Regions from separate parts of the Homo sapiens genome. Here region 1 is linked to region 2. A link is a loop called in an ENCODE intact Hi-C map of the cell type or tissue named here. Cell type or tissue: CD14-positive monocyte. All regions are shown on one strand. Each heading gives the region's core, and the rest is flanking DNA. Links, peaks and the distances in the headings are about the cores only. Region 1 overlaps PLCB4 (phospholipase C beta 4). Region 2 overlaps LAMP5-AS1 (LAMP5 antisense RNA 1).

Region 1 (5,382 bases), core at 70-5,069, 45 kb after region 2:
AATCGCCTTGTCTGCCGGTTGCTAAGACCTTGGGAAAAGCACAGTATTTGGGCAGAAGTGTCCTGTTTTTCCAGAGACAGTCTGTCACGGCTTCCTTTGGCTAGGAAAGGGAAGTCCCCTGACCCCTTGTGCTTCCTGGGTGAGGTGACACCCCACCCTGCTTTGGCTCACACTTCTTGGGCTGCACCCACTGTCCAACCAGTTCCAATGAGATGAACCAGGTACCTCAGTTGGAAATGCAGAAATCACCCATCTTCTGCATCGATCATGCTAGGAGCTGCAGACTGGACCTGTTCTTATTCAGCCATCTTGGAATGAAGCCCATGGATTTATTTTTTAAAGTATTTTAGTAACTAGGTCATGATCTCTTCAAATGACTTCCTAAGCAATTCAAGAATTAGTATATTTTGTTTTTTCCTTTCAGATAATGCCTACTGTTGTGAGCTAATGTTTTTCTCTTTATTCAACAATGTAAAAGAAGATTAGACAAGTGCCATGCTGTATTCCGTGAAGTATCTTTGAATAAGGGTAGGCACCTAAAATCTGGCATTGTAGCAATCATCAAAGGCAGAATGATGAACACAACTTTCTGCATAGTGAATCAAGAGCATTTCTAAGGAAAAAAGAAAAGACAACTTCTAATCCTATAGGACGAAATAGAATGCTTTAAAATGCATGGGGGTACAGCACATTATCCCACAGAAAATGGAGCATGGGAGACTGCATTTAGTTGCCTCAAATGAGAATGGGAAACCAGGGCAAAAACACTTTGTTCTTGTGGCAGTATCTGTCACTCCAAAGTAATGTTGGGAATTTGGGCATGCAGCCAGATAACTTATGCAGTTGGCATTAAACACATTTTTTTGTTTGATTTATTTGTATAATGCTTCTATTTTCTACTCTTGTTGTGTCTCAAGAGACCCTAACTGTGGCATACGGTAGGCACTAAGTGAGAACCAAGCAAGCTGCAACCGAGCTATGATAAAAAGATGTAACAAACACCAACCTTCTTCTGCTCAGGGATAAGTCCAGCTCATGGCTTGCAGTATTTCAAATGCAATATTCACTTTGCTGAAGTGGGCACAGGCCAAAATAAACTGATACTTTGCTGTTTTTTAATCAGGCTTATCTTTTCAAAATTCACAGAAGTCCTAACACTGTAAGGAAGGGAAATGGAGACTCTCTCCACAGGTAGCTATTAAATGATCAGAACCTGGTCACTCTAGGAGCTGAACTGATTGGTCTTTATCTCTCTGTGTGTCTTTTCTACCTAAGAGACTCCAGATCATTCTCCAAAGGCCAGTTCCAGCCCTACCATTTTGAAAAGTCTCCATGACCACTCTGAAAAGGTAGAGCTCCTCTGAGCTGGATGCCTTTAGTGCCCATGACATTTTAAAATATGTGTCATATGCTACTTTGTTATCTGACTTAACTGTTCATATGGGTGTTGTATCTTGCCAACACCTGTAAGCCCTCTGATGGCAGGGGCCATTTCTTTTTTCAAAATAGAGATGGGGTCTTGCTATGTCTTGAAGTCCTGGGCTCAAGTAATCCTCCTGTCTTGGCCTCTCAAAGCACTGGGATTACAGGTGTGAGCCACTGCACCTGGCCCCTGGGTGCCATTTCTTATAGCTCATCTTGCTCATAATCAGCCATATGATGAGATACACAAAAGAGCTACATGTTGTACGTCAAATTGATTTCACTTATTACCTTGGCTCTCTTATACACACAAAATCAGCTTTTGTTTTTAAATATTAGATGTTTACTCTGGAGACGGCAATTCCCCCACCTGTCATGGGACAGTTTCAGCTGCTGGGTTTGCTGCTCGTGGGCATTGATGAGTAGCTTTTTCAGCAGCTCACACTGCTGGCTGAGGTGCAGGTCTCGGATTTCTTGCTCCTCAGCACTGTGGGTATTGATCATTTCTGACCATTCCTTTGTGTGCTGTGCTACAATCTCTTTGACCTGTTTGGGAAAAAGGGGACGGTGCCATTGTAATCCTCATAGGTCAGGTATGAACCCAAAAGCACAACATTATTCAGGTATTTCAGGTTCCTCCCACCAACTTAATTGGTGAATCATGAGACACCTATAACCACCAAAAAATAATATGTATTAATCAATGGGAAGCAGGAAGTTATTGCTTATCAAAATAAATCAATTGCTTTGGCTCTGAATAGTTAACTGTGAACCCTTATTTTACTGCCTCACTTAGCAACACTCTGTTTTGTTTTTTGTTTGTTTGTTTTGTTTTTTTAGATAGAGTCTGCCTCTGTTGCCCAGGCTGGAGTGCAGTGGCATGATCTCAGCTCACTGCAACCTCCACCTCCTGGGTTCAAGCGATTCTCCTGCCTCAGCTTCCCAAGTAGCTGGGATTACAGATGCGTGCCACCATGCCCAGCTAATTTTTGTATTTTTACTAGAGACAGGGTTTCACCATGTTGGCCAGGCTGGTCTCAAACTCCCGATCTCAGGTGATCCACCTGCCTCGGCCTCCCAGAGTGCCGGGATTACAGGCGTGAGCCACCACACTCAGCCAACACTCTGATTTGTGTGGGCCTTAGGCTCTTTTACCAATTCCATCAGGATTTTCTTTATCACCTTATGTTTCTCCAGCTTCATGTCCACAAGCCCACATGTCTGAATAGAGAGCTGTGTGTTCTTTTATTTCTGGATCATGACTTACTGTGTCAACCCTGATAGACACTAGGGTAGAAAGTCCTCCCCACCCAATATCCAAGCTCTTTGCAGTGGGGTTTTGCAGTGCCTCTTGTCAAGAGCTGGAGTCTGTTTCTCCAGCTCCTTGAAGCTGGGTGACCTGTGACTTGCTTTAGCCAATGAGATAGTAGCAAATGTGATGCAAGCAGAGGCTGGAAAGTACTTGCCCTTCTGCTATGCTGGGATCCCTGTGGCTACCCTCTGACTGAGCCTGTGCTAGCCTGCTGGAGGTTGATAGGTCATGTAGGAAAACAAGCAACAGCCAGACAACTACCAGATACATAAGTAAGGCCATACGCCCCCTGCTGACAGTAGATACACAAGTGTCTCCAGCCAAAATCAGCAGAAGTATGGCCCAAATTTCTGACCCACTGAATTGTGACCTAATAAACTGTAGTAGTTGTTTCAATGTGCTCTTCTTTGACACAGTTCATTATATAGCAAAAGCAAACTGATACTGTTGCCAAGGCTTTTCTTATTGATGCCAAGCATCTAAGAATCATGACAGTTTGCACAACTACTAATTCTCAAACATTCCAGTTAAGAAGAGAGAGAGTGGGGAATAACTCTTAAAGACACATGCCTTACTGCCTCTATAGAGTTCATGCCCTACAAAACATACAGCTACCAAGAACATCTTGAACATCTTGCCTGCTCCATGCATGCAGCAGGGCCATTAGGCCAGATGACACAGCTGCATATAGATAGATGAGGCTGGCTGGTTCAACCACAGCTATTTTTGGGAGCTTTCTTTAACAGTTGTTGTTGGTTTTTTTTTTCTTTTTTTTTCCTTTTCATTTAAAAACTATCATTGCTGGAAGAATTGTTTTCATTCTTAACTGGGACTTAACACTTAGTTCTCCAAATGCCCACAAAGTTGATTAAAGTCTCTCAAGCTCCTATTTTCTCCTGTCTTTAAGAAAATGTGAGTAATTAGGCTTCTCTTTTAGAATATCAGCTCTTAATTTTTTCTCATTCCAAATTTCCATGTAAAGTTAGGATGGAGTAAGTATCACCTCCCAATTTGGGCGGTTTTCTGTCCTATGTTTAATGTTATTTCTATAGGGAAGTATATTCTGTATTTTATATAATATTTCCTTTTAGTATCTTCATTTATTATTTTCCTTGATGCCTCTGAGGCAGGCAACATAAATATTGTTAGCATAGTTCAACAGACAAGACAAAAGAAGATGTTCCATGAAATGGCTCTTCTTAAAGCCAGTGAGTCTGAGGCAAACATGAACCCTGGGCTCCCCTGACATCCCAGATCAGCTGCAGGCTACTAGACCAGCTCTGGGCTACTGTTATTTCTAATTTACACTAGGTACTCCTTCTAAAAAATTACAAAGTGTCTTCTGCAAGTCACTGCTGTAAAAATGGGCATTTTCTTACCTTAGATTTGTGATCTGATGTCAGCGTCTGAATTTTGATTTCTGTTTCTTTTTTCATTTCGAGACAATTACTTCCCCTGAAAATGGAAAGTTGCAAATGCATGCCAGAAATTAGATATTTTCCCATTCCCATGGGTCTTTGCTACAAAGCTTTCTGATGAAGATAATATATTCATCAAATATGAGATGTCATGGCTCATTGGGCAACACTGGTCTTTCTAGTAATAGATTCACACCTTACAAAATATTATCTGTTTCATGATTACTCAATTCAACCACTATACAAAGAGGCACTTCAAACCTAACAATTATTTCATCATTAAGGGGCTGTTGTCAGTTTCCATTTTGGTTCCTGTTTTTCTCAAGCTATTTTTCACTTATTCAATAAAATATTATTTGGGATGAAAACTGGAAAATAGGTCCTCAGACTTGAAGTGAATTTTTCATTCTTCCATTTCATTATAAAGCCAGATTTTTGTCTTTTAAATATGCCAGTGAAGGAGAAAATAGCAATCCTTGGCACCACAGGGCAATTTTTGCTTCTTATTCTATTGTGAGTAGGAAATATATGCTAGGCGAGTGCCCAGCAACTATTACTGCTTATTTCAGTGATTATGTCTTCCTTTTGGAATATCCACATCGCTGCTGAAACAAGAACAGGTCCTGAGCTTCATCTTCAGCATGTATACTCTAGGTTATTATAGCTCAAGTCAGAATGCTTCCTTATAATATAATTCCAAGTTCCTGTGAGAGAAGCATTACTCTAAAAATGCAAGGTCTCGCATCAAATCTAGCACTTCTCAATGGCTGGCACTGAGCAAGTTTCTTCTCTCTTCTGTTATTCAATAAGTTTGCAGCACTGCCGAAACATTCCCGTGACTTAATTCTAGACAAATCTTTCACAGTAAATGCAATGAGAGGTTTTATTCAACACTCTCATCTGAGGGCATAAGGGCATGCACTTGTAATATTTATTTGAAAATCAAGATTTTATTTTCCCCTTTCTAGTGCATCAACCTTCTTTATATTCGGGCTATGCAAAATAATTTCTGTAATTTAGAATTTTCCCAACTTTAGCTTGTCTTCCCTTGTTCCCCCATTCATCTTTTTACCATCACCTTAAAGATCCTTGAGTGGAAAGCATATGAGAGGTAGTCATTAGCCAAAGCTGGAAGCACTTGAATAAAGCTTCCCTTTCCCAGGTCAATCTTTCCTTTCAGCTGAGTAGGTAAGAGTAAGGGGAAACCTTTCATTTGTTTCAAAAATAGAT
Region 2 (5,382 bases), core at 129-5,128:
GCCAGGGACCGCGGGCCCTGAGTAAGTGGCAGTTCCCGGGGGCGCCTGGGGCCTCTGAGTCCGCCCGCACCGCGCCACGTGGCATCTTTTCCCACCGGACGCTGCGGAAGCAAAGGACTCGCCCTTCTATTTCCCGGAAAGAGCCCTGGGGGCATGCGGGCAGCAAAAACCCTCCTTCCATTCCGGGTCCACCTAAAGTCCGCATCTCCCCGTGGAATGGGAACTTGGGAACTTGGGCTCTGGTCCAGTGCTCGCTCCGAACCTCCGGGCACTGCGAAGCCAAGGGCCAACCCCGTGCCACGCCAACCAGTTTGGAGGAAGGAGGCAGAACTGGTATTGAAAGTCGGGGCAGTGGTGAGGGAGGGTTGTAGAAGGGTGAGGGAGAAATGCGCATCAAAATGCTTGAATTCCTTCTGTCTGACCCTCCAGCAAGACGAAGAAAGTCGTGCATCCCCTGGGAGGGAGAGGCTGCTTGTCCCTGTCCTGACACCCCACCCCATGGCTCAGGCTGGAGTCAGAGGGAATGAGAAGAGTGGGAAGCCAGAGGCTGAGCTTGGGTGAGAGGAGAGCAGACGAACTGGAGAAGGGTGGTGTTGCGGCGATTCCTGCCTCTGGGCAGTAACCATGAGTTTTTTCCTTTCAGCTTCCTAGAATCTTCCTCCATCTCAAGAAGTGGAACTCCAACTCCGCTCCAAGGCCTACCTCCTTAGCTGGGTCTTGGAGATCACTGAACGGATCTCAAACCTGGGATCTTAAAGAATCCCAAATCTGGGTGCACCTCAGCAGAATACGTTCTCCCAGACCAGTCTGTCAGGAAAGCCCCAGCTCTCTAGCTGGCCAGGAAACACCACATGGTTCGGGACATCTGACAAAGTGCCGTCCAAAATCCAAAGTGTGGTTCTGAGACCAGTAGCATCACTGTCCCTTGGAGACTGCAGGATTGCAGGCCTCATCCAGCCCTACTGCATCGGAACGTGCATCTGAGAGATATCCAAGGACTGTGTACAGTCTGGTTGGAGAAGCCCTTGCCCAATTTACAGAACCTGAGTTTAGCCATTGACAACCTGTTCAACCCTGTTCCTCCCAGCCTCCTCTTCATCACCTGTCAAGTGGGAGCTGTTTTGGAGGTCCTGGGGGGCTCTTATGCACTCCTGAGTGCATTCAGACCAATGGAATCAGAATCTCTGGTTTGCTGGAGCCTAGGCAGGAGTGTGTGTTTTGGGTGTCTCCAGGTGATTTTAATGGCAGCCAGGAATGACTAGTGTAGAAATACCCACTTTACAGATTAGTTAGATTAGCTAATCTGTCTAGCCTGGGCAAGACAATATGTGCAGTGTTAAGCCCACTGCTCTCTGTAGCCTGATTCATTCTGTAGCCTGACATTCTGTAGCCTGAGTCATTCTGACTCCAGCAAGTATGGCCTTGAACCATACTTAATTAGCCAAGTATGGCTAATCAGCTTCGCTGTGCCTCGGTTTCCTTACCCACAAAATGAAGTTGATAATAGTGCCCACCACAAAGGGTGTTTGTGAGGATTTAGAATCAAATGTTTAAAATCAAATTCAATAAATATTAGTTTATGAGGTCAAATCCCCCAATCTCTCATTTTCAACTAAATGGTAGAAGGGCTTGATTACTTATTTATCTCACCCTACGACCCAAAACCCTCGCCAAGCCAAGCAGCCCTCTTCCAGAGCACAACAGCTCGCTTTGCTTCAATATTCTTGTCTAGTTTTGAACATTTTTGGCACAAAATCCTATATTTTAAATTGCTTTGCAATTCAGTAAACCTGACCCTCTTGCAAAGGTTAATTTTGCCAAGTCCAGTAATCCCATTCCAGGTCCATCAGTTTCAGAAGCACTAGTATGAAGGGTGTGCTCAGCTCTGATCCCACCCAGAGATGCTGATTCTGTAGGTTTGAGGTGTGGTGGTGTATTTGTGTATCTAACAAGTTCCTAAGTAGTACTGATGCTTCAAGTCAGAGGGGACGACACCTTGAGAACCAGAGTGTGAAATGAATGGTTGACTCAGAGCATCTCAGGAATCTCAATGGCAACACTGTCCCTTAGAAATGCAATGCGAAACACACACATAATTTAACATAATTTAAAATATCCTGTAGGTACATTTTAAAAAGTAAAAAAAGAAACAGGTAAAATTAATTTTAATAATGTATTTTAATTAACCAAATATATCCAAAATATTTTTCTCAACATCTAATCAAGAACAAATATGCAGTGAGGGTTAACTGAAAAATCACAAGATCTATACATTTCGAAAAGGAGACTTTATTTCTTGTAAAAGTTTACAGCCTGCCAAGTGGCCATCCTACCAGCTGGGAAGTGTAGCTTCCAGCAAAGACCAGAAATAGGCACTTTGAGGGAGAGAGGAATTAGACAGAAATTTTAGTTGAACAGGTTGGCCAAACATACATAGTCAACAGGTTATACGAAGAGCTTCAAATACTCATGAAGGTGGTCCTGAGGCATGTGTACTGAACAAACATGCAGGTAACATATAACCATGTGTGCTTTGGGGTGGAGAATTAACATTTACATGTATTACAATTAGGCCCTACACCTCCTTTTTAGGACACAAAGGCAACCAAGTACACAGCCTCTGTAAACCGGCCAGAATCAGTCCATGGCTGTGGTTTTCTCATCAGGAGGAAGTTAACTGAAATCAGCCTCTTGTCCAATCAAAGCTGTAGTTATGGCTGTTGGAACAGGGGGGCGCCGTTAGTCAGCGGCTGGTGGTGAGCTGCAAATTGTTTTAATATTGCTTCTCTTGAGGCCAGTGCTTGTTTAGCTGCAAGGAGAAAAGGAAAAAACCTTGGCAATTAGAACCTGGTTTATTCTTTAAGTGTGTTGGGGGGGCGGGGGGTGGTGCATGATAACTCTTGCCTGGCATGGGAAGTCCTGTTTGTAATTTGGTGTTTTCTTACCACAAAGAGTCCATTCTGTCAGTCTTATGACCTCTATTTTAACATTAATTATGGTCAGTTATTGTGCCTAAACCACAAAAGGGAAGGGAAATAAGAAGGCGTATCTGACCTCTTGTCCCAACGTGGCCGGGAACTTAGTTTTTAAGGTTTCTCTGCAGTCGGTCTTAGCCAAGAGGGTGTCCATTCAGTTGGTGGAGGAGGGCTTAGGACTTTTAGTTTACATGAGCTATTTTACATTTTTTATTAAGTCTTTGAAGTCTGGTGTTTCTAATATGGAATAGCTATATTTCAAATGCTCAAGTGCCACAAGTGTCTGGAGGCTTCTGTATTAGACAGTGCAGGTCTCAACAATTACTTCAACTAGAACAAAAAGTAGAATTGAGTTTCACTGTTCCCTTGCAAATTTCCAGAAGCGTGCGTAAACCAGAATGTCCAAATAATTTTGCCTTTCTATGGTGTACTAGTCTGCTTGGGTTGCCATAACAAAATGTCATAGACTGGGTGGCTTAAACAACAGAGATTTCTTTCTCATCGTTCTGTTCTGGAGGCTGGAAGTCCAAGCTCAGGGTACCAGCATGGTCAGGTTCTGCTGAGGGTTCTCTTCCTGGATTGCTGAATAAGCCACATGTTGCCTTCTGTATATGTCCTCACATGGCCCCACCCTTGTGACATCATCTAAACCTAATTATCTCCCCAAAACCCAATCTTCAAGTACTCATCACTTTGGGGATTAGGGTTTCAACATATTAATTTTGAGGGGACACAATTCAGTCCATAGCATATGAAGCTGGGTGTATGAGAAAAGTGAGGACAGGACAAAAGAGGCAGGAGTATGTCAGTCATTCAGGAGCTATGAGGCAGGGGCCATTCCATTACTGGTGTGATGACCAATCAAGTTCATGTTTTGATAGGAGATTTAGTAGACATCTGTTTTGCTCTTGCCCCACCGCAGGTATGTACTACTACTTCCTTTACCCATACTCTATTTCTCTCAAAGGAAATACTATCCCCAACTCTCATTGCATAGAATTCTGGCGATGTTGAATCTGCACTGATTACTGGTATAGGGATCAATATCTGACCTTATGAGGAAGGATAAAGCATTTCTCAGAGCTTGTGGGAAAGATATTCTTGTTCTTCTCAGGACTTGGCTAAGAGGATGTAAGGTCTGGAGCTGCCAGAAGGTGACAACTTAAGCTTCCACCATGAGGAAACAGAGTTTCCAGTAACATAGAGAAAATCAGTACTAAGAGAGAGAAATCAGGGCCACAGGACTTTGATTACTTGACTCAGCTGCACTTAAAGCCAGCTGGGAATCAGCTCACCTTCCACATCTTTTAAAAGATGATGGAGGAGGCCAGGTGCGGTGGCTCATGCCTGTAATCCCAGCACTTTGGAAGGCCAAGGCAGGCAGATCAGGAGGTTAGGAGTTCAAGACCAGCCTGGCCAACATAGTGAAACCTAGTCTCTACTAAAAATACAAAAAATTAGCCAGGCATGGTGGTGGACGCCTGTAATCCCAGTTACTCAGAAGGCTGAGGCAGGAGAATTGCTTGAATCTGGGAGAGGCTGCAGTGAGCAGAGATCATGCCACTGCACTCCAGCCTGGACGACAGTGAGAAACTCCATCTCAAAAAGAACAAAAAAAATGAGGGCGGAAATCCATGTTACAGGTTTGTAAGTGTCACAAGTTGGAACAGAGTAGCAAGTTGCATTTGCTGGGCATCTTGTCCTAGCATTCAAGTGCTTTGATGCATTATTATTTAAAAAATGACATTAGTAGCAGAATATGTAACCTTTAGGCCATGTTTTATGTCCCATTTCTTAAGAATGTCCGACGTGTGACCTGGAATCTAAAGTACCTTGGCAATTGGAGATTTGATAAAATATCAAGATCAGAAACCATATGGTAGATGTACTTCTCACAGACAAATAGTCCAACCCAATTACTGCTAAAAGACTGCTCATTACTTCCCTCCAAGAGAATGAAATTTGAAATAGGGTTTGACAGGAGTATAAATAAACACAGATATTACTCCTTCTTATGTGGCTACAATAATACATTTCATACACCTGTGACTGTACCTTTATAGCTTTATATTGTGGTTATTTTTCTGTGCTTCCTGCTAGTTGAGAACTCCTTGAGGGCAAGGACCATATTTATCTGTATCCCCAACACCTGTCATAAAGCCTGCAACACCACAGACGGAAAACAGTATTTCCTGAATTTACACTTCTCTATCACATTGCTTTGTTATTTCCAGGAGTCAGTAATGCCAGCATGGGCATGAAGTGGAAATACATTGTAATCATTATGTTCTAAAAGTATCCCTACGTTACCAAAGGCTGAGGTCTGTTGCAGAAACACTTATGGGTATTTATCAGACACTGTTCTAAGCTCTGTTATAAACAGATCAACAAGACACACACCATTTTT

The links. Peaks named below come from ENCODE experiments on the same cell type or tissue, not always from the same donor. Only the 100,000 strongest peaks of a DNase experiment are listed, where the experiment ranks them.
Region 1: a loop joins it to region 2, with 2.9 times the contacts of the local background. A loop is called at or near these places in 1 of 110 quality-filtered maps.

What each region holds. Positions count from the first base shown.
Region 1 is chr20:9,456,221-9,461,602 of GRCh38, reverse strand. It overlaps PLCB4 (phospholipase C beta 4), which reads right to left. Exons shown (of 40, transcript NM_001377142.1): 34 at 4,114-4,189; 35 at 1,793-1,968. Among named protein-coding and RNA genes, the nearest start is that of LAMP5, 56 kb to the left of the region's middle. In CD14-positive monocyte, for the core only: CTCF peaks have their summits at 2,876 and 3,088; DNase peaks (open chromatin) are centred at 2,952 and 4,362; H3K4me3 peaks cover 542 bases.
Region 2 is chr20:9,501,385-9,506,766 of GRCh38, reverse strand. It overlaps LAMP5-AS1 (LAMP5 antisense RNA 1), which reads left to right. Exons shown (of 5, transcript NR_109957.1): 4 at 430-557; 5 at 644-1,587. Among named protein-coding and RNA genes, the nearest start is that of LAMP5, 11 kb to the left of the region's middle. In CD14-positive monocyte, for the core only: no CTCF peak of the experiment used is centred there; a DNase peak (open chromatin) is centred at 2,696; H3K4me3 peaks cover 1,017 bases; H3K27me3 peaks cover 1,493 bases.